2 separate regions of the Homo sapiens genome follow, and region 1 is linked to region 2. A link is a loop called in an ENCODE intact Hi-C map of the cell type or tissue named here. Cell type or tissue: IMR-90. All regions are shown on one strand. Each heading gives the region's core, and the rest is flanking DNA. Links, peaks and the distances in the headings are about the cores only.

Region 1 (5,000 bases), core at 1-5,000, 150 kb before region 2:
TTCATACGGATGGCTTGGGCTGACACAGTTTCTTCCCAGTGGACCAATAAATCAGACTCACCCGAACCCCTGGGGTTTTGGTAGAATTGGACCTACTCTAGGACTGTGGGGAACTAAAGGAGCATTTGGCTCACTGTAGCTCTTCTATCATGAGCCTTGACCGTCAGGCCGCAATCAGACCTTACTGATGGGATCTCTGCAGTTTATTACGTAGGCCTCCCGTTACCCTGGTACCCAAATACGTCCCCCACCTCTAGCTCCCTAGCCTCACATTGAATGTCTCTTCAACAGCAGATTGTGGTGGAAGTTATAGCCGTGTGCCTCTATTTATTCTCTGAATTGTACTGTAGAAAAAGGTGTTTATAAAGAATAAAGAAATCACCAGAACTGCCTATACCTAGTTTTCCTGACTTTCTGGCCCTGCGTCTTCATGAATATCAACCCATTTGCTGTTTGTAAAAGTTAATCGGGTTAGCCCTTGGAACTGACCCTGCACACTTTATCAAGTCATCTAATTTTCTCAGCCTCTACAGAGGAGGACGTATGAACTTTTTTTTCTTATTTAAATCAGACAATCTCAGGCTGTCCCAACTAGTAGGTAGCACAGCTGGGTGAGATTTGTAACCGAGCCTTTCTGATTCCAGCTCCCTTTACTGGACCTCTCTCACCCTGAGCATCAGAGTACTTAAGTCCTGAGACTAGTTATGGCCACACCTGCTGGGTTACCTCTGGCAGGTCCACTCCTGCCGGAGTTTCCCTTTTTCTGCAACAGGAGAGTGGTGGAACATTGACCCCCACGCTAACCCTTTTACATGCACGTCCTTGTTGGAGGAAGGTACTATTATTATCCCTGTATTACAGATGAGGCTCAGGGAAGTTAAGCAGTTTCTCCAAGGTCCCATAGACACTAAGGGGCAGATCCCAGAACTTAAACCCAGACCTGTTTAAGCCCAGAGGCTGAGCTCTTACCCAGTGCACTACCCTGCCTGCCTAGCCCTAACTTTTCCCCCAAGTCCTAAACTTGATTCTCCTCTGAGCCTTGCTCCTCTGGAAGTTGCCTGTGAGAGGACCCCAGGCACTAAGCCCCAAGCTGTAGTGCCATTCAGAGCCTGGTTTTGGGTTGAAGATTGAGATCTTTTATTTTCTCTCCTTTAGCCTCTGCCCTAAACAAGTATCTATTTACCTCTCTTTTTAACCTTACACTTTCTTTTAAGGAGTAATTTTTTTACAATGTATCTCCATTTTTCTGCCACTAGTCAAATATTACCACTGAAAAAGGTTAAATATTTTGGAGAAAGCATCCTTTTTTGTTGTTGTTGTTGAGATGGAGTTTTGCTCTTGTGGCACAGGCTGGAGTGCCATGACACGATCTCGGCCCATTGCAACCTCCACCTCCCACGTTCAAGCGATTCTTGTGCCTCAGCCTCCTGAGTAGCTGGGATTACAGGCGTGTGCCACCACGCCCGGCTAATTTTTGTATTTTTAGTAGACATGGGGTTTGCCGTGTTGATCAGGCTGGTCTCAAACTCTTGACCTCATGTGATCCTCCTGCCTCCGCCTCCCAAAGTGCTGCCTGGCCCTAAACACTTAGCACTTTAATCAAAAAGGATGCTGAAGGGGTGCAGTGGCTCACGCCTATAATCCCAGCACTTTGGGAGGCCGAGGCAGGAAGATCACCTGAGGTCAGGAGTTCGAGACCAGCCTGACCAACATGGCGAAACGCTGTCTCTACTAAAAATACAAAAATTAGCCGGGCATGGTGGTGAACACCTGTAATTCCAGCTACTCGGGAGGGTGAGGCAGGGGAGTCACTTGAATCTGGGAGGCAGAGGTTGTAGTGAGCCGAGATCGTGCCACTGCACACCAGCCTGAATGACAGAGCAAGACTCTGTCTCAAAAAAATAAAATAAAAGTGCTAAGTGTTTGTTTCTAAATAGCTCACTTGCTCTCTTTTGCCTCTTACCCCTTCCCCAGGTCTCCAGTAAGTGAATGCCTGTTGGCTCAGTATTGCTGGGGACACTCTTCGAGCTGGGAGAAGGCAGACCATCAGAGCTCTTTTGCCTTTAGAAAGGTTCTTGACATCTGGCCAGGAAACCTAAGATCTGCATAGCAATAGAGTGTCCATCTTTATATAGCCACACTAATTTTTTCTGTTAAATTTTATTATAGTAACAAAGTGACTATTTTTAATAATAAAAGCAGAGTGCCTGTAGGCAAGTGGATGGCCCTATCTCAGGCCAAGTCTCCTTAGTGTTTCAGACCTAGGCTGACCAGAATAGTCTTCTAGAATGTAACATTTATCCACCAGGTGTCATTATTTACCAATCTGACAAGCCACTGGGCTGTCTCCGTGCATTCAATGGTTGGAATCAAGGCTACAGACCAGAATAGGAGATGAATGAAAATAGATTTAGAAAAGGGCGTTGTGGCTGGAATGCAGCTTGCAGTGTGGAGGGCAGGGATGGGAGGGTAAAGAGGGCTCTTTGAAAGACCAGTGTCACTTTCCTGATCAAGTTTCTTAAGCTGATACTTCCCTGGAAGGAGTCAGAACTTGGGTTTGTAGGAGTAGCCCTGGCCTCCAGCTGCATTGTGCTAGACTCAGGTTTGAAGCCCCAAATCTAAGTAGTCCCCCCTTTGATAAATTCCCGGCCGGGTGCAGTGGCTCACAGCTGTAATCCCAGCACTTTGGGAGGCCGAGGCAGTTGGATCACCTGAGGTCAGGAGTTCAAGACCAGCCTGGCCAACACGGTGAAACCCCATCTCTGCTAAAAATACAAAAATTAGCTGGGCGTGGTGGCAGGCGCCTGTAATCCCAGCTACTCGGGAGGCTGAGGCAGGAGAATCGCTTGAACCCAGGAGGCGAGATCATGCCATTGCACTCCAGCCTGGGTGACAGAGTGAAACTCTGTCTCAAAAAAAAAAAAAAAGAAAAGAAAATTCCCTTACTGTGCCTACTTGCCCCTCTGCCCTTCCTTTCTGACTTCATGTGCCTCAGGGCGTAGGAAAGCATCCACAGTAGAAAGATAAATTGAGAAATTGCTCCTTCCCAGTCTTCAGACCAGAGACACAGTTTAGGATCCAAAAGGGAGAGGTCAGGGGCCGTTAGAATAGGAGATATGCATGGGCGTGCCTGTGAAAGGCTGCCTGGAGGACCACAGCAGGCAAAGGAGCCTCTATCGGCTCCCCGCTGCCTGCCACCCTCATCCCCCTGTGCTCTCCGCTTCAGGCTGCAAGTGCAAGGCAGGAGGCTGAGATGGGCTCAGGCCAGCCATGGACCCTGCCTGCCCTCAGAGCCAGCCGTTGCTGGTGAAATCCATGCGCAGTGCCTCCTCCTCAGCGGGGCTCAGCTCCTGCAAGGGGGCGCGGCAGGGGCCTCCATAGTAGCCAAACCAGTCCATGATTTTCTTCAGCCCTGGGATCCCAAAGCGCCGGGTCACCTGCAAAGCAGGGCCTGTTAGAAGAGACTGAGAAATTTGCTGAACACCCATATCTGGAACTCGGAGATCTGTCACTTTCAGAACATTGAAGTCCTACCCTCTTCCCCCAGGAAAGTAACTGCCAACTCTATGGCACCCAGGGTACATTGGGAATCCAGATTTAGAGACCAGAGAGCAGGTCTGTAATAGCAAAATACAAAAACTTCAGATTGGGGAAGAAGAGTGCCTCCTTTGGTTTTAGGAGAAAAATCCACTCCAACAGAGAGGAGAGTGGTATTTGGTCCTCAAGCTGGGGTGGGAGAAGACAGCAAGGCTGCAGGTCTAGGCACTAGAGCATCAGCAGTCTGCAGCCCAGCTCCCTGAAACCTGACGCAGGTCACACCAGACCTGGGAAGTCAGGAAGGGGAAGGATCTGTGAGAGTCTCAGGCACAGCCCAGACCTCTACTCCCCTTGCATCTGGCTGCCCTCACCTCCCCATAGCTCCTCCTGACCCTAACACTAAATGGTCTCCCAGGAAAAGCAAAGCATCATTTCCCAAGGAAGTTTTGTTGTATAAACTGTATGTCATTTACTTATTATCTCTGAGTAAGTTCTCCTGTCTAAAAAAGGAAGGGGCTGGACAACATGATCTCTAAAGGCTTTTCCCTGATAATGGGGGACCTAAAGCTATTGTTATAATTTATTCATTTATTTTTATTTATTTATTTTTTTGAGACAGTCTTGCTCTGTCACCCAGGCTGGAGTGCAGTGTCCTGATCTCAGCTCATTGCAATCTCTGCCTCCTGGGTTCAAGTGATTCTCCTGCCTCAGCCTCCTGAGTAGCTGAGATTACAGGCACCTGCCACCACACCAAGCTCGTTTTATTTTATTTTATTTTTGTATTTTTAGTAGAGACAGGGCTTCGCCATGTTGGCCAGGCTGGTCTCAAACTCCTGACCTCAAGTGATCTGCCCGCCTCGGCCTCCCAAAGTGCTAGGATTACAGGCATGAGCCACTGCACCCGTAATAATTTATTTATTTTTATTTTATGTTTATGTTTTTGAGACAGGGTCTCACTGTGCCACTCAGGCTAGAGTGCAGTGGTATGATCATGGCTCACTGTAGCCTAGACCTCCTGGGCTCAATCGATTCTCCCACCTCAGCCTCCACAGCACCTTGGACTTCAGGTGCATGACAGCATGCCTGGCTAATTTTTGCATTTTTTGTAGAGACGAGGTCTTGCTATGTTGCTCAGGCTAGTCACAAACTCCTGAGCTCAAGTGATCTGCCCACCTTGGCCTCCCAAAGTCCTGGGATTACAGGCATGAGCCACGGCGCCTGGCCTATTATAATTTAAAATCGTGTATGGAATATTACAGAATAAATGAAGCATCAAATTTCCTTGCTTTTGGTATAGCAACTGGTTATTTCATGCTGATCAGAAATATTAGATGAATCTTTCACTACCTAAAAACTACAAAAGTAGTCCTTAAGAAAGTTTTATTTGGAGAGAAGCTAAAACCTTAGGAGGATAAAAATAAAAGGTTGTTTGGGATAAAAAGGCCAGGAACCACTGATGAAAG
Region 2 (16,859 bases), core at 6,341-11,340:
GAATCCTGGAGGCAGAGGCTGCAGTGAGCCAAGATCGTGCCATTGCACTCCAGCTTGTGTAACAAGAGCAAAACTCCATCTCAAATAAATAAATAAGCCTAGTTATCTAGTTTTCATTTGCTGTGGAGAAGTCTGAATTTCTTCTGTTTCATAAACTTTTGTATTTACCATTTTTTTCTTCCTCTCTATAAACTGATGTTTGGTTCACCCCGATACATTGAAACTTCACAGTGATGTGCCTTAGTATTGGTCTATTTCATGTACTGTGTTGGGTACTTAGTAGGCCCTGTCAATCTGGTAACCCGTGTCCATTAGTCCTGTAAATTTTTCTTGAATTCTTTAATTGATGATTTCTTCCTCTCTCTTTTCTCTGTTCCTTCATTTTGGAACTCTCATTAATCTTCTGTTGGACCTCTGATTTTCTGACCTTTTGTTTTCTATTTTGTACCTCTGTCTTTTTGTTACTTTATAAGAGAATTCCACAGTTTTATCTTTTCTATCAAAGTCCAGTCATGAAAACAGAAACCAGGCCAGGTTCGGTGGCTTACGCCTGTAATCCCAGCACTTCGGGAGGCTGAGGTGGGTGGATCATTCGAGGTCAGGAGTTCCAGACCAGCCTGGCCAACATGATGAAACCCCATGTCTACAAAAAATATATAAAAATTAGCCAGGTGTGTTGGTGCGCCTGTAACCCCAGCTACTTGGGAGGTTGAGACATGAGAATCACTTGAACCTAGGAGGTGGAGGTTGCACTGAGCTAGGATCAAGCCACTGCAATCCAGCATGGGTGACAGAGTGAGACTCTGTCTCAAAAAAAAATAATAATAATAATAGTAAATCCCTTCTTTTACTATGTTTTTGGTGGAGTTTGCAAAGAGGAAAAGGAAAACCTGATATATGTTTTCAGTCTGTCGTCTTGGTACAGAAACCATCAAGGCTTTCTGTTTTCAGAATTACAGCTTTTTATAAGGGTGAAAAAAATGGAAATGTCCATCAACAAGGAATTATCTAGATAAACTGGTACAACCACAAAATGAAATCATAGCCACTAAAACTAATGCTATGAAAGAATAATACCATAAAAATGTTCTTAATATGTTAAGTGAAAAAAATTAAAAACCACATGTACAAAATGATTTTTAAGTATATATATATTTTATATGGAAACAGTATATACTAGCACATAGTAACAATATATATCAGCGAAGAAAGGAATACACCAGAAAGTTAAGCATGCTTATTTCTGAGTGGTGAAATGATAGAAAATGTGTAATCAGATTTTTTAAAATGCCTAAAGACAAAAGTTCCCAAGGAGTACCTAAGATCAAGCAAGTCTTCTTGCTGGGGCCTCATTATCTTACTATCTTCCCTGATTGGGTATGAGTATCACCCTGTTCTGCAGGGTTACCAGGTTCGAGCCTGTGTTCAAGGTGGTCTGAAATGTTACACAAACCCACAGCCCTTCTCCCTTTTCCAGCCACCTAATGATCCCCATGGTATCCAGAGAGAAGACCTCATCCTGAGTCTTCGCGCTGTGCTGGCTTCTACACCACGATTTGCTGAGGTGGGTCTAGCCAAGGTTAGGGTATATAGCCTCTGCCCATAGATGGCTCTGAAGAAAGAGCAGTAAAAGCATGGAGAAAAAAATATCTGGTATACATTTTAGGGCATGACACCCTGCAAGTGTCTTGTGTGGCAGGTATCTTCAGACCTTCGATGTAGAAAACTTTACCATCTCTTCATAATCCAGAGCTGGATTCAGTGGCACACACCTATAGTTCCAGCTACTCAGGAGGAGTCTGAGTGGAAAGGATCACTTAAACCCAGGAGTTCAAATCCAGCCTGGGCAACATAGGGAGACCTCGTCTCCGCTACACAAAAAAATAAATAAACCCAATCCCTATATGGTGCTGTCTTTTAAAATCCTGTAACTTTGTCAACTTGCCTGTTTTTGAGGTAGTGGGGCTCTGGTCACTGCTTGGCAGGAAGGTTAGCTTACATTCATAGCTCCTGACTTGAGTACAGCTCCTTGATGTAGTACCTGCTTTTAGGGACTGATGGCAAGGACAGGGTTGACCTTGATGTGACTGACACACCACCCATCTCAGGCTTAAGATCTTCCTTCTGTCCCACAGTTTCTGCTGCCCCTGTTGATTGAGAAAGTGGATTCTGAGGTTCTGAGTGCCAAGTTGGATTCTCTACAGACTCTGGTGAGTGATTTTTCTCCTTGCAGGACCCAGCTACCTTTTGACAAGTTAGGGGTCCTAAAGGATATAGATTCTAGGATAGCCAAGGAACAGTTCATGGGCCTCAGAAGAGGATACCCAGGATTTGGGCCTTTGTGTCGACCTGAAGCCCCCAGCTGCATATCGTCGTGTCCCATCCCCCATCCCATAGTAACTGAGGAAAGGCTGACCAGGACTCCCTCTTTAGGCTTCTATTTTATCAACCAGGGTTATCTCCTACTTCTCTGTTCCCTTAGTAGGACTGTTAAAAATCTTAACTGGTTTTTCTGCTGAGACCAGGGCTCCTTCAGGTGCCATTATGCTGAGGTACCTGCACATCCTAGGGTGTCTGAGTGTGTACATAACTGATAGCAGCGGTTTCCTTGGCAGAATGCTTGCTGTGCTGTGTATGGACAGAAGGAACTGAAGGACTTCCTCCCCAGCCTTTGGGCTTCTATCCGCAGAGAGGTGAGTGTCACTCAGATAAACTCACTACTGTTAACTTTCAATTGTCAGGCATGAGGGGAAATAATACATCCTGTCCTTTTCCCTCTGTCATCCCCAGGGCCAAGATATAATGCCTGGTTATTCAGGAGGCAAGTAGGGGGACATAATTCTAGTTGAATGACAAGAGAGAGAGTCCCTATGTGACGGTCAGCTGCTTGGTAAGAGCAGCTGATCACCTTTGCACATTACCCACTTCTTGTCCTTCTGTGGCAAGGAGTGCAGGTCATGGTGCCTTTGGCACCATGGTGAATAGAAAGGTGAGCAGAGCCACTGCTCAGAGTTGGCTTTTTGTTTCTCAGAAAGTATGTGTCTCTGTCCTGAGTGTGACTAAGGACTTGGTAAGAACACACCAATTGAGAAGACACTCAGTTGGGGTGTTAATTTCCATTTCTGTGTCCTAGAGGTTCTCACTCCCCTCTCCAACAAGGAAATAGGCAGTGGATTGGTGGGGTCTCATCTGGTGCAGGCTCACCTCAGTAGCCATGGGATCCCTCCCTGACAGGTGTTCCAGACGGCAAGTGAGCGGGTGGAGGCAGAGGGCCTGGCGGCCCTCCACTCCCTGACTGCGTGTTTGTCTCGCTCTGTGCTGAGGGCTGATGCTGAGGACCTCCTTGACTCCTTCCTTAGCAACATTCTACAGGGTAATGGGGCCGTGGCAGCCAGGAAGGGGAGTGAGCACAATAGAAACGACATTCCTTGCCTGGGTGCGGTGGCTCACGCCTGTAATCCCTGCACTTTAGGAGGCCGAGGCGGGTGGATCACCTGAGGTCAGGAGTTAAAGACCAGCCTGGCCAACATGGTGAAACCTCGTCTCTACTAAAAATACAAAAATTAGCCGGGCGTGGTGGTGGACGCCTGTAATCCCAGCTACTCGGGAGGCTGAGGCAGGAGAATCGCTTGAAAAGGCAGAGGTTGCGGTGAGCTGAGATTGCGCCACTGCACTCCAGCTTGGGCAACGAGAGCAAAACTCCATCTCTAAAAAAAAAACAAATGACATTCCTTAAGGGCCAGTGACCTTTATTGTTTAGTCCCAACATATTTGGTGATTTGGGGGCGATAGCCCTACTTTGAATTGAAAACAATTTGAGTGTTAACTGCTTGCAAACTGTCATGGGTCTCAGTCTCCAACCTCTGTGGACTGTAGGGGAGTCAGGCACCATTTGGCCTCCTCCCCAGCTCTGTGATGTGCTGCTTCTCTAGACTGCAGGCACCACCTGTGTGAACCGGACATGAAACTGGTGTGGCCTAGTGCCAAGCTGTTGCAGGCAGCTGCAGGTGCATCTGCCCGGGCCTGTGACTCTGTCACCAGCAATGTACTGCCTTTACTGCTGGAACAGTTCCACAAGCACAGTCAGGTAAGGGAGCAGAATCTTTGGGGGAAATGATGGGACCTGTGTGCTAGGTTCCCTTTCTCAGAGAGTGAGCTAAGTTTTAGCTTGGGCCAACATAGTAGACCTTGGGTTTTGCTCCCATTAGCTGCTGCTGCTGCTTCCCTTACTCACTTTTTCCCTGTCTCATACATAAAAGGATCATTCTCCCAAGACAGGAGGATAGCTTGAAGCCAGGAGTTCAAGATCAGCCTGGGCAACAAAGTGAGATCCCATCTCTAAAAAAAAAAAAATTTTTTTTAAATTAGCCAAGCAGGACATGCTGGTTCATGCCTGTAATCCCAGCACTTTAGGAGACCAAGGCAGGACAATCACTTGAGGCTAGGATTTAAAGACCAGCTTGGGCAACAAGACAAGACCACATCTCTACAAAAAAAAAAAAAAAAAATTAGCTGGATAAGGTGGCACGCATCTGTAGTCCCAGCTACTCAAGAGGCTGAGGCGAGAGAATCACTTGAACCTAGGAGGTCGGGGCTGCAGGGAGCTATAATCATGCTACTGTATTCCAGCCTGGCTGTGGCATAGCAAAACCCCCATCTCTTGGAAGAAAGAAAGAATTTTCCCTATATCCAGAGTAGCAGGATTGAAATCCTTTAAAATATTCTTTGACTCTAGTACCCCTTGAAACGTTACAGAGCAGCCAGCGGCGGACAATCCTTGAAATGCTCCTGGGTTTCTTGAAGCTGCAGCAGAAATGGAGCTATGAAGACAAAGGTGAGGTTGCCTTCCATTGCAGTGCTCTGGGGACTGTTGAACACTTCAGCCTATAAAGGATAGCAGGGCAAAGAGTGCTGTGGAAAAGTAGTCTAGAACAGTGGTCCTATTCTGAGGTTGTAGCACAAGAGAACACTTAACAGATGAGATGGATGAGATCTGTTTATTTTTCTCAGTGTGCTTTCTGGATACCCAATGGATTAAGCTCTTTAAATCTGCCCCAGGAGGCGGGGCATGGTGGCTCACACCTATAATCCCAGCACTTTGGTAGGCTAAGGCAGGCGGAAAACTTGAGGTTAGGAGTTCGAGACCAGCCTGGCCAATATGGTGAAACCCTGTCTCTACTAAAAATACAAAAATTAGCCAGGCCTGTTGGCACATGCCTGTAATTCCAGCTACTCGGGAGGCTGAGGCAGGAGAATGGCTTGAACCTGGGAGGCAGAGGCTGCAGTGATCCGAGATTACGCCACTGCACTCCAGCCTGGGCAACAGAGGCCTTGTCTCAAAAAAAAAATCTACCCCAGGTTGGCTGTGTATCACAGCTTAGTCAGGGATATGGAATGCAGTGGCTTCCTTCTAACCTGGCCTCTGTCTCTTCCCTAGATCAAAGGCCTCTGAATGGCTTCAAGGACCAGCTGTGCTCACTGGTATTCATGGCTCTAACAGACCCCAGCACCCAGCTTCAGCTTGTTGGCATCCGTACACTGACAGTCTTGGGTGCCCAGCCAGGTACATCTTAAGGGAAAGAGAAGAGGAAAATATTGGTCCTTTTCTTGTAAGACTGCCTTGGTGAAAAGCAGCCTTACTATCCTCTTCTTACTGCAACTCTGGATGATTTGGGATTTCTAATAAGAGCTTAGAAGGGTTGTGATGGCTGCAGGGGAAGAAAGATGAGATTCATGTTCCCTTCTAACTACAGATCTCCTATCTTATGAGGACTTGGAGCTGGCAGTGGGTCACCTGTACAGACTGAGCTTCCTGAAGGAGGATTCCCAGAGTTGGTGAGAATTTAAAGCAATGAGATAGAGCAAGCTGTTCCCTGCCTCTGTATTGGCAGCAAAAGATCAAGCTAGGACCAGGGCTCTGTGCTTCTGACCCTTGGCTCTCCTTAGGGGAGGTGAGCTCTGTGTTAGACTCTGGCTGCTAACCAGTTGGAGAGATGTAGGACTGCTCTCTTCTTAGGCTTTAAGAAGCCCTGTCCAACTCAGTGGTGTAGGTACTTGAGTTCTGCTCTTTAGCAAGGAGGCGTTGGGAGCTCACACTCCTGAATCTGCCTAATATCAGACGTAGGCAAGAGAGCTGTGAGCCCAGGCTCAGCCAATGCTTATCTGCTCTGCGCCTCCAGCAGGGTGGCAGCACTGGAAGCATCAGGAACCCTGGCTGCTCTCTACCCTGTGGCCTTCAGCAGCCACCTCGTACCCAAGCTCGCTGAGGAGCTGCGTGTAGGTATGTGTCTCTAATCCTCTGTGGCCCATCCCTTTCCAGCAAGGCTTTGGGGCCTTCGTGCTTCCTATCACACAGTAAACCTTTGTCTCATGGGTTGCTTTCAGGGGAGTCAAATTTGACTAACGGAGATGAGCCCACCCAATGCTCCCGGCATCTGTGCTGTCTGCAAGCCTTGTCAGCTGTATCAACACATCCCAGCATCGTCAAGGAGACACTGCCTCTGCTGCTGCAGCATCTCTGGCAAGTGAACAGAGGTAACTACTAGGAATAACCACCAACGGACTGGGCTGAATAGGGAGCTGTAGTCTCTAAGGCAGTGGTTCTAGCTGTAGCTATACATAAGAGTAACAGAATCAACTCTTTTAAAAGAAAAAAAAAATACTGATGCCTGCGTCCAACTGAATCAGTCTCTGAGGAGGGATGGGACTTAGGCAACAGTACTATTAAGAGTACCCGGCCAGGGCCGCTGCTCTTGCCTGTAATCTCAGCACTTTGGGAGGCCGAGGCCAGCAGATCACTTGAGGTCAGGAATTTGAGACCAACTTAGCCAACATGGAGAAACCCAGTCTCTACTAAAAATACAAAAAATTAGCTGGGCATGGTGGCATGCGCCTGTAATCCCAGCTACTGGGGAGGCTGAGGCAGGAGAATCTCTTGAACCCACAAGGCGGAGGTTGCAGCGAGCTGAGATTGCGCCACTGTACTCCAGCCTGGCCAGCCTGGGCAATAGAGTGAAACTCTATCTCAAAAGAAAAAAAGGGTTGGGCGCAGTGGCACATGCCTATAATCCCAGCACTTTGGGAGGCTGAGGCGGGTGGATCACAAGGTCAGGAGTTTGAGACCAGCCTGACCAACATGGTGCAATCCCGTCTCTACTAAAAATTATCTGGTCATGGTGGCAGGCGCCTGTAATCCCAGCTACTCAGGAGGCTGAGGCAGGATAATCGTTTGAACCTGGGAGGCGGAGGTTGCAGTGAGCCAAGATCATGCCATTGCACTCACACCTGGGCAAACAGGGTGAAACTCCATCTCAAAAAAGAAAAAAAAAAGTGCCGGGCTGGGTGTGGTGGCTCATGCCTGTAATCCCAGCACTTTGGGAGGCCAAGGCTGATGGATCACTTGAGCTCAAGAGTTTGAGACCTAACCAGCCGATGCAACATGGCGAAACCGCATCTCTACAAAAAATACAAAAATTAGCCAGGAGCAGTGGCATGCACCTGTAGTCCCAGCTACTTGGGAGGCTAAGGCAGGAGAATCACTTTGAGCCCGGGAGGCAGAGGTTGGAGCAAGCCGAGATCGCTCCATTGCACTCCAGCCTGACCTGGGCAACAGGAGTGAAGCCCTGTCTCCAAAAAAAAAAAAAAAAATTACCTAGGTAATTTTCATGTGGGATCTGAATTGAGAGGCATCACCCTAAGGCCGTGGTGCTCAAAAGATGGTCTGTTAACCAGCAGCATGGGTGACATCTGGGAGCTTGTTAGAAGTGCAGAATCTCAGGCCCTCACTGATCAGAATCTGCATTTTGACAGTGTACCCTGGTAACTCGTAGACTGTTGAGTTTGAGAAGCACTGCTCCAATGCAAAAGTGACAGCAGCCTGCCCTGTGGGTAGATTCAGGCCCACTGTGGTTGATCCAGCAGCTGTTACATAGTAGAATGAATACTAGACTTGGATTATAACTTGGGCTTGATTCCTGACTTTGCACTTCCTGTGACCCTGGAAAAGCCACTGATCATGTATTTCATTGTGCCTCCATGTCCTTCTCTATAGAGTGAGGGAAATGATACTTCTAAGGTTGTTATGAAAAATAAGGAGAGAATATATACAAGTGCTTCTGCTGCAGAGCCTGGGACAGAGCAAGTCTCAACTATGAAGTCTGAATAGATCAGAAAGAACAGCCAGGAGAATAAAGTGACTCAGCTTTTTAATAAGGCACTCTTGGTCCCTTCAGTCACTCTTCTTTGTTCCTCTCATCTGCTGTGTAATTGGAAACACCTGAAAGTGCTTTTAAGCAAACCTTACAGAGAACACTTTCTCATCAACAGGGAATATGGTTGCACAATCCAGTGACGTTATTGCTGTCTGTCAGAGCCTCAGACAGATGGCAGAAAAATGTCAGCAGGACCCTGAGAGTTGCTGGTATTTCCACCAGACAGCTATACCTTGCCTGCTTGCCTTGGCTGTGCAGGCCTCTATGCCAGGTAACTTTCCACCTCTCCTTCCTGGCCTTTGGGAACTTTGCCCTCTGCTGGTGTTGAACAGCACCACCCTCTGGGTATTGGTGGTACTGTATTTTGTACCATCAGAGGTTTATTTTCAATCCTTTGTCCTCAGAGTGAGATTTCACTTCATAGCAAAGGGTGCCACCCTGACCAGTGGCAGGAACCAAAATCCACTAGTGTTAGCAACATTCAAAAGAATGCACACCTTTTCCCCATGAAGTGCTATGTGATTAGTTTACTTAGAATTGGACTCTGGAGTCAAGCCCACCTGGTTGGGTTTTATCCTCAACTCTACCACTTGCTAACTTAGGTGAAGATATTCAGCCTTTCCACGCTTCAATTTCCTCACTTGTAAGATGGAGATAAAGAGTACCGTCTAGGCTGGCGCCATGGTTCACACCTGTAATCCCAGCACTTCAGGAGGCCAAGATGGGAGGATCACTTGAGTCCAGGAGTTTGAGACCAGCCTGGGCAACACAGGGGACCCTGTTTCTACAAATAGTCAGACATAGTGGTGCACACCTATAGTCCCAGCTGCTCAAGAGGCTGAGGTGGGAGGATCACCTGAGCCCAGGAGTTCAAGGCTGCAGTGAGGCATGATTGTGCCTCTGCACTCGAGCCTGGGTGACAGAGCGAGATCCTGTTCCTGTCTCAAAAAAAAAAAAAAAAAAAACTGTTTCACAGGGTAGTTGGTAAGGATTAAATAAGTTAGTGTATAGTACCTGCCACATAGGAAGTACTCAGTGTATGATAGTTGCTATAAATAATAAGGACCCATGAAGATAAATCTATGTTTTTAATTTTTTCAGAGACCAACATTACTATTTTTTTTTCCTTGCATCTCCAGGGACACCAGGGACAACATTTCTATTTCTTATGTTAAGAATGTTCATCTTAGCTATCCCTCTTTCCCACTGTTGGCCTAGTCTAAAGACTGTGCAGAGTTCTCAGGAGCGCTCTGTGGCCCCAGGTCAGACCACTCCTGTTTCTGGTGCCCTGATTCTCAGGACTATAGCACTACCAGAGACCAGATTAAGAACTGCTGTCGTGGCTAGAGTCAAGCCCCAGAGTCAGTGATGCTGACAGAACCCAATCATTCATTTCTTGAACCCGTCATGGTCTTGTGATTGTGTGCATGTGTGTGTGTTTTGCAGAGAAGGAGCCCTCAGTTCTGAGAAAAGTACTATTGGAGGATGAGGTGTTGGCTGCCATGGTGTCTGTCATTGGCACTGCTACAACCCACCTGAGCCCTGAGTAAGTATAATCATGGATGTGGCTTGAACCCAGGGAGAAGGATAGCATTCTTAGGAAGAAGCAACAGGTAGCTGCCTTGTCAGCTGTCCTTTTACCTATATGTAAATGTGGTGCAGTTAATCGTCTTGTAAGTTTTGTTGACAAAACAAAAGGAAGGGGCTCTTAGCACCATGGACTATGAGGGTGGGAAGCCAGGGCCAGTGGTTCTTAGCCGCAGATGTGCTTAAGAATTACCTGTAGAGCATTTTAAAATATACCTTGACTTCCCAGATGGGAACCTGAATGGAAATGATTACTGGCACATATGTGCCAAATTAATATTTGTTCAATGCATGAATGATCAGGGCATGTCCCATTGACGTGGTGATCCTAATTCAAACCCTAGGTTGAAAAGCACGTCTGTGGAGGAGAGGGCTGCTTTAGAATCCTAGCTCCTTGGTCATACCTAGTACTCTGCCCCCAGGTTAGCTGCCCAGAGTGTGACACACATTGTGCCCCTCTTCTTGGATGGCAACGTGTCCTTTCTGCCTGAAAACAGCTTCCCGAGCAGATTCCAGCCATTCCAGGTAACAGTCTTAGAACTTACATCCTTCAAGCTGGTTTTTTTTTAGGGCTAATCTGGAATGGGTAGAGGGGCAGACAAGCTTATTGCTGGCAGGCTTGATCGGGCTCTCCTTCCTTTATAGGATGGCTCCTCAGGGCAGAGGCGGCTGATTGCACTGCTTATGGCCTTTGTCTGCTCCCTGCCTCGAAATGTAAGTGAGCACATTTGGGAAGTACTGTTATTTAACCTTGACAAGGTGACTCCGGGCTGAAATTTGCCACAGGCTAAGCTGATCTTTTACTTCCCCCACCAGAGAAGTTAGTTCTCATCCGTCCCGGTCCCTGCTGCCACTATGTACTGGTTCTCTTGGAGTTCAAGTGTTCTCTGGGTCCATTACATGGCCAGGTTTTCTGTAGGTGGAAATCCCTCAGCTGAACCAACTCATGCGGGAGCTTTTGGAACTGAGCTGCTGCCACAGCTGCCCCTTTTCTTCCACCGCTGCTGCCAAGTGCTTTGCAGGACTCCTCAACAAGCACCCTGCAGGTACTGAGATCAGACTATGTAAGGAGCCTCCCAGAATCAACTACCCATGAAATCTTATAGCTCAGTACTCATTCTCTTTTTAAAAGGAGCTTGCTAATAACATTAACAGGGCTTCAACTGCTCAAGCACTGTCCTGGGACTGCCCGTGGGAAAAGCGTCAAGACCACAGTTGGGCAGAGCTTTATAGTACCTAAGAAGAGAAGGGAGCACAAAGAGTCTAGTTCTGCCGTCCTACTCCCTACAGTGGGGCTAGTGTGGATAATTCTTTATTGGAAGTAGATGACCCTCTCTTTTCAAATGGCAGCACCTCTGTATTATGAGAATACCAGGCTCTTATGCAGGTGTCCAATCATTTTGTCCACAGGCAAAAATGATATTTTCCCTTTCTAACAGCTTCTCAGGGAGCTCTGCACTTAAAGTGATTTGCATTTCATTGCTAAAGGGAAAATGTGTAGCCTTTATGTCAGCATTTCCTCTCTCCTTTTTAGGGCAGCAGCTGGATGAATTCCTACAGCTAGCTGTGGACAAAGTGGAGGCTGGCCTGGGCTCTGGGCCCTGTCGTAGTCAGGCCTTCACTCTTCTTCTCTGGGTAAGGAGTTGGAGTGGAGTCTGGTTAGCCAGAGAGGCAATTATGTCTGGTTAAATAAAATGTCCCTGTTTGACCCTAAACCATAAACATCTATGTCTCAGGGTTCTCGGGTTTGAGTGTCATTCCCCAATTGCTCTCTCTGTCTCCAATTACAGGTAACAAAGGCCCTAGTGCTCAGATACCATCCTCTCAGCTCCTGCCTTACAGCCCGGGTACGTCCTTTCTGGAGACAGAAGAACCCAGGACCTAAACAAACTTTCTGGTTGCTCCTATTCCTCCCAAGGACTTCCATCCTCCCCTGTGTGTTTTTTGTTTTCTTTTCTTTTTTCTTTTTGGAGACAGGGTCTTACTCTGTCACCCAGGCTGGAGTACAGTAGTGCAATCACAGCTCACTCCAGCCTCAACCTCCGTAGGCTCAAGTGATCCTCCCACTTCAGCCTCGCAAGTAGCTGGGACTACAGGGGCACCCCACCACACCCAACTAATGTTTGTATTTTTTGTAAGAACTGGGTTTGGCCATGTTGCCCAGACTCCTAGACTCAAGCAGTCCACCTGCCTTGGCCTCCCAAAGTGCTAGGATTACAGGCATGAGCCACCACACCCGGCCCCATCCTTATCTTTGGCACTTAAGATTCTTCTTCCCTGATGTACCTCAAAGGCTCTTTTTTCTCCAGCTCATGGGCCTCCTGAGTGACCCAGAATTAGGTCCAGCAGCAGCTGATGGCTTCTCTCTGCTCATGTCTGACTGCACTGATGTGCTGACTCGTGCTGGCCATGCCGAAGTGCGGATCATGTTCCGCCAGCGGTTCTTCACAGATAATGTGCCTGCTTTGGTCCAGGGCTTCCATGCTGCTCCCCAAGGTGAGGAGTCTGAAAGAAGGTCCCCACATATACACATCTCTCCTTTGCTTGGCCACATTCCCTAAGATAATTTAGGGCCCGCTTGCTTCTTTAGAGCTATATTGTGGTCTGTGCCTAGAAGACTAAACTTCTAGATTCTTGTCCCACTTCTTCCTTTCATGGGCGTATCTTGCTTATTCTGAGCGTGAAGGGCTCTTTCACCCGTTTGTAGGCTGATGTCTCAGCCTCACCACAGATTGGAATTGATTTCTCAAGCTATATATCTAAGTCCAATTTCTCCCCTAAGCCTTTCCATTTTTTACAGATGTGAAGCCAAACTACTTGAAGGGTCTTTCTCATGTACTTAACAGGCTGCCCAAGCCTGTACTCTTGCCAGAGCTGCCCACGGTAAGTCCCACAGGCAGAGCTTCTAAGCAAAGGACAAAGCTATTCTTCCCCAGATGGGGCTAGAAAGGGGAGGGAACAAGAACCAGGATCTTCATGATGTGGCCATCCCCTACCTTGCCCATTGCCCCTTAGCTTCTTTCCTTGCTGCTGGAGGCCCTGTCCTGCCCTGACTGTGTGGTGCAGCTCTCCACCCTCAGCTGCCTTCAGCCTCTTCTACTGGAAGCACCCCAAGTCATGAGTCTTCACGTGGACACCCTCGTCACCAAGTTTCTGAACCTCAGCTCTAGCCCTTCCATGGTGCGTTGAGCCCCAGCAACTCTTAGGCACCAGCATCTCTCCCTGGGCATGCTCTCACCTCCTTGTGGTTGTGTTCCAGGCTGTCCGGATCGCCGCACTGCAGTGCATGCATGCTCTCACTCGCCTGCCCACCCCTGTGGTAAGTACCTCAGGTGTCCTTCCCTGGCCTGGGAACATCTCAAGAGACACATAAGTACCTTTTTGCCTTAGTCAGGTGGGCTTGGCCACCCTGGTGTGTAATTGAGATCTGAATTACAAGGTACAGATCTTGTAATTCTGGGCCCAAGGATTCTTTTCCTTGGGCCCAGAAGGTAACAGAAAGGCCATCCTGCCACTTAACATCCCTTGGAATCACTAAAGATGTTTTGCTTTCCTCAGAATATTAGTTGTACAGAATCAAAAAAGCGGTACTTTCAGTTGCCTTGGATGAGCAAGGTTGATTATATCCTCTGACTCCACAGCTGCTGCCGTACAAACCACAGGTGATTCGGGCCTTAGCCAAACCCCTGGATGACAAGAAGAGACTGGTGCGCAAGGAAGCAGTGTCAGCCAGAGGGGAGTGGTGAGTTTCTAGGTCGTGGGGAGAGATGGGACCAAGATGAGCCTCATCACTAATGCTGCCAACTTTCTTTTTGCCTACAGGTTTCTGTTGGGGAGCCCTGGCAGCTGAGCCCTCAGTCCTGGCCTAGACTGTTCTGACAATCTAACCTGGGATTACTAACTGTTGAGCCATCTTCCCCAAAGCAGGGAAACCACTGGTCTCTGACTGCCTTTCCCACAGACACAGCACAAATGCTAGGCCTCTGTTGCATGGCTGTACAAAGAACATAAGAGTCCATATTTCTAGTGGATTTGTAAAATAAGTGTGTGTGAGACACTTGCGTTTGAAGAAAGATCTAGGGTCCTGGGTCTCTTGCATTTATATGTCAGAAAAGGGGCGATATGCTGCTGAGGGGTGAGTGCATATGAGTGTGGCCCTGAGGACCAGGGCTGGCAGATGTTGTCTACCTGCTGAAGAATAAAGATTTCTTTTGGTAATGGGGCTGTCAGATATTTCCCCCACCCCACATATGCCTCATATAACCAGAGGCATCACTGGAATAACAATGACAGGGATTGGCCAAAAATTTTTCAGGGTAACCAGGACAGTAGCACATGCCTGTAACCCCAACACTTCAGGAGGCTGAGGCAGGCGGATCACTTGAGGCTAGGAGTTTGAGACTAGCCCTGGCAGTATAGCAAGAACCCATCTCTACAAATAATTAAAAAAAAAAAAAAATTAAGCTGGGCATGGTGGCTGACGCCTGTAATCCCAGCATTTTGGGAGGCCGAGGCGCATGGATCAGTGGAGGTCAGGAGTTCAAGACCAGACTGGCCAACATGGTGAAACCCCATCTCCACTAAAAATACAAAAATTAGCCAGGTGTGGTGGCATACGCCTTTAATCACAGCTACTTGGGAGGCTGAGACACAAGAATCACTTGAGCCGGGCGCGGTGGCTCACGCCTGTAAAGCTTGTAATCCCAGCACTTTGGGAGGCCGAGGCGGATGGATCACAAGGTCATGACATCGAGACCTCCTGGCTAACACAGTGAAACCCCGTCTCTACTAAAAATACAAAAATTAGCCGGGTGTGGTGGCGGGCGCCTGTAGTCCCAGCTACTCGGGAGGCTGAGGCAGGAGAATGGCGTGAACCCGGGAGGCGGAGCTTGCAGTGAGCCGAGATCACACCACTGCACTCCAGCCTGGGTGATATAGAGCGAGACTCCGTCTCAAAAAAAAAAAAAAAAAAAAATCACTTGAAACTGGGAGGCGGAGGTTGCAGTGAGTCAAGATCGCGCCACTGCATTACAGCCTGAGAGACAGAGTGAGACTCCATCTCCAAAAAAAAAAAAAATGTAGGAAGCATGACCAGAACACCTACTCACTAGGTCTTGACCCTGACTTTCCCCTTCCCTGCCCTATCGTGAGGCAGAGAGTGAGAAGCTACATATCTTTAAAAATCGAATACCTTTATTTGTGCTCCCTTAAGCAGCATGTGAGAAGTGGCAGTGACCTCAGCAGCAGGCCTGGTATCTTTGCCCTGTTGAGAAGCCAAGATCTCAGCTGTACTAGTCAGGTGTTTTTTCAGACAGCAAGTAGAAGAGGTGGTGGCCAACTCCAGTGCTGTATCCTGGAGGAGGTCCGGGTCAGCACTGGGCAAGGTAGGTAGCTAGCTGCCTGACCCCTAGTCTGGGGTTGGAACTTCTGTTTGCCTGAGTAAAGGGATGTCAGTCCTAAGATTTCTCCACATTGTGTCTTTCTTCTGCAGTGGTAAAAAGGCTGGTCCTTGAATTGTCCTGCATGGTACCCTAAGGCAGGCCCACTGGCTCTTTTTGATCAAGGATTCTGAGAAAAGCTGCCCTTGGAGGCCCTTGAAATAACATAGGGAGCAGAATGAGTGCTCGAGTCGTGGCTGACACAGTCCAGCTCACACTGCCATCACAGAGGCTGAGTGAGCAGTCACCCAGGGAGGGGGCTCCCAGCTCATTCCATTCCCATGGGGCAAGTGACTAGAAGGTAAGAGCACCCGAGTAAGCCAGTGCCTAGAAGAGAAGAGAGAAATGTCTCTGAGTTCAAGAATTCTTGGTCCTTCCCAATCATCATTCCTTAACAAGCATACATCAAGGTATCCTGAAGCTACCTCGGTGTCAATCATGAAAGTAACAAAAGTTCTAATTTCTGCTACCCAATTTTATCCAACAAATGTACCTTTTGGTCCTTTGAAGGCCTTTTAAGGTTTCGAGCTAAACTTCTAAAGGTCCACTGTAAGCACAGTGATAGGAGTGTCATGTACATGGGAAAGGGAGGAGGGAAGGCACGTCTGTTCATCTGATTGTTACCGCCTCAGTAACTGCCATTTGAAAAATTGTTTCCCCTTGTCTTGGGCTGAGAGAGCTAGCTCCAGTTACTGTCTTAGGGCCTCTATGACAAGTAGATTATTTTAATCTCACAAATTATTGGCTTGAACTCTAGACACTGCTCTCCAAGTGAGAGGTGACTGGTGGCCACCATATCCTACACCCAGAGGCCCCTTCCTGAGCACAGCTTTCCTAGGATTCCACTGTAGTCACGTTGAAGCCTCATCTGTTACTTAAAACCACACAGTATTGGCCTCAAGCCTTTCTGGTTCAAATGGACAATGATCTCTATTCCTAGAGTCTAGAACTGTGCTAACACAGTAGCCACTAGCCATATTCCAAGTGCTCACAGGCATAGAACATCTTTCTCATCACAGTGTTCTGTTGGACAGCATTAGTCTGTGTGTCTTACATTACCTTCCTGTATCCACACCCAGGAATACCTTCCAGTTGTCCAAGCAGCCGTAGTTGTAAGGATTCCTAAATACCTGGAGCCAAGAAAAACATGTTTCTTTGAACTTCTAATTTTTCAGACTAAATTGGCTAAGCTAAAGCTCAGATAGAGTAGTTCTGGCCTTTTACAATGCTTGCCCTAGTCAGCCCTGCCCATGGCCTCTGTTTACAGGAGAGCAAGTTCAGTTACCCACCTACCCACCCCGAGCCTTCAACCCTACTCACTCTGCCCTTGGCCTGTAGCCGACGTCTCTCCTTCTTGTTGATGTGCCTTTCGATGCTAGTCTCACCTCGACTGATGAGAACAGCATGCCATACAGTTAGGGCACCCAGGGCAAGTGCCACAGAACTAAGAAAAGAGGGGCGAAGACTGGTGGGTAGTTTAGAGAGGGCTGGAGGAAGTATGTCTGAAATTGAGCTAAGCAGTAACAACTGGTTTGGAACCTCTCTACCTAAGTCTTCCTCACCTCCCACCATATATCCTAGATAAACTTTTACTTCACTATGTCTATAAAGAGCATCAATGAAA

The links. A loop is a pair of places that touch in the nucleus more often than their neighbours do. Peaks named below come from ENCODE experiments on the same cell type or tissue, not always from the same donor. Only the 100,000 strongest peaks of a DNase experiment are listed, where the experiment ranks them.
Region 1: it touches region 2 in a loop (7-fold over the local background); 45 of 110 quality-filtered maps call a loop at or near these places.

Annotation. Positions count from the first base shown.
Region 1 is chr10:97,609,947-97,614,946 of GRCh38, reverse strand. HOGA1 (4-hydroxy-2-oxoglutarate aldolase 1) reads right to left here. Exons shown (of 7, transcript NM_138413.4): 7 at 2,145-3,437. The coding sequence ends at 3,288. MORN4 (MORN repeat containing 4) reads left to right here. Exons shown (of 5, transcript NM_178832.4): 5 at 1-392. Among named protein-coding and RNA genes, the nearest start is that of MORN4, 21 kb to the left of the region's middle. RefSeq lists an enhancer at 2,402-2,621. In IMR-90, for the core only: a CTCF peak has its summit at 2,313 (motif pointing right); no DNase peak of the experiment used is centred there.
Region 2 is chr10:97,455,480-97,472,338 of GRCh38, reverse strand. MMS19 (MMS19 cytosolic iron-sulfur assembly component) reads left to right here. Exons shown (of 31, transcript NM_022362.5): 9 at 1,478-1,564; 10 at 2,136-2,210; 11 at 2,616-2,693; 12 at 3,235-3,373; 13 at 3,933-4,087; 14 at 4,756-4,834; 15 at 5,438-5,563; 16 at 5,754-5,835; 17 at 6,180-6,280; 18 at 6,385-6,534; 19 at 8,326-8,481; 20 at 9,657-9,756; 21 at 10,220-10,322; 22 at 10,443-10,511; 9 more. The coding sequence ends at 13,647. ZDHHC16 (zDHHC palmitoyltransferase 16) reads right to left here. Exons shown (of 12, transcript NM_198046.3): 10 at 16,556-16,679; 11 at 16,295-16,365; 12 at 14,969-15,562. The coding sequence ends at 15,448. Among named protein-coding and RNA genes, the nearest start is that of ZDHHC16, 18 kb to the right of the region's middle. In IMR-90, for the core only: a CTCF peak has its summit at 8,547 (motif pointing left); a DNase peak (open chromatin) is centred at 8,328; H3K27ac peaks cover 257 bases.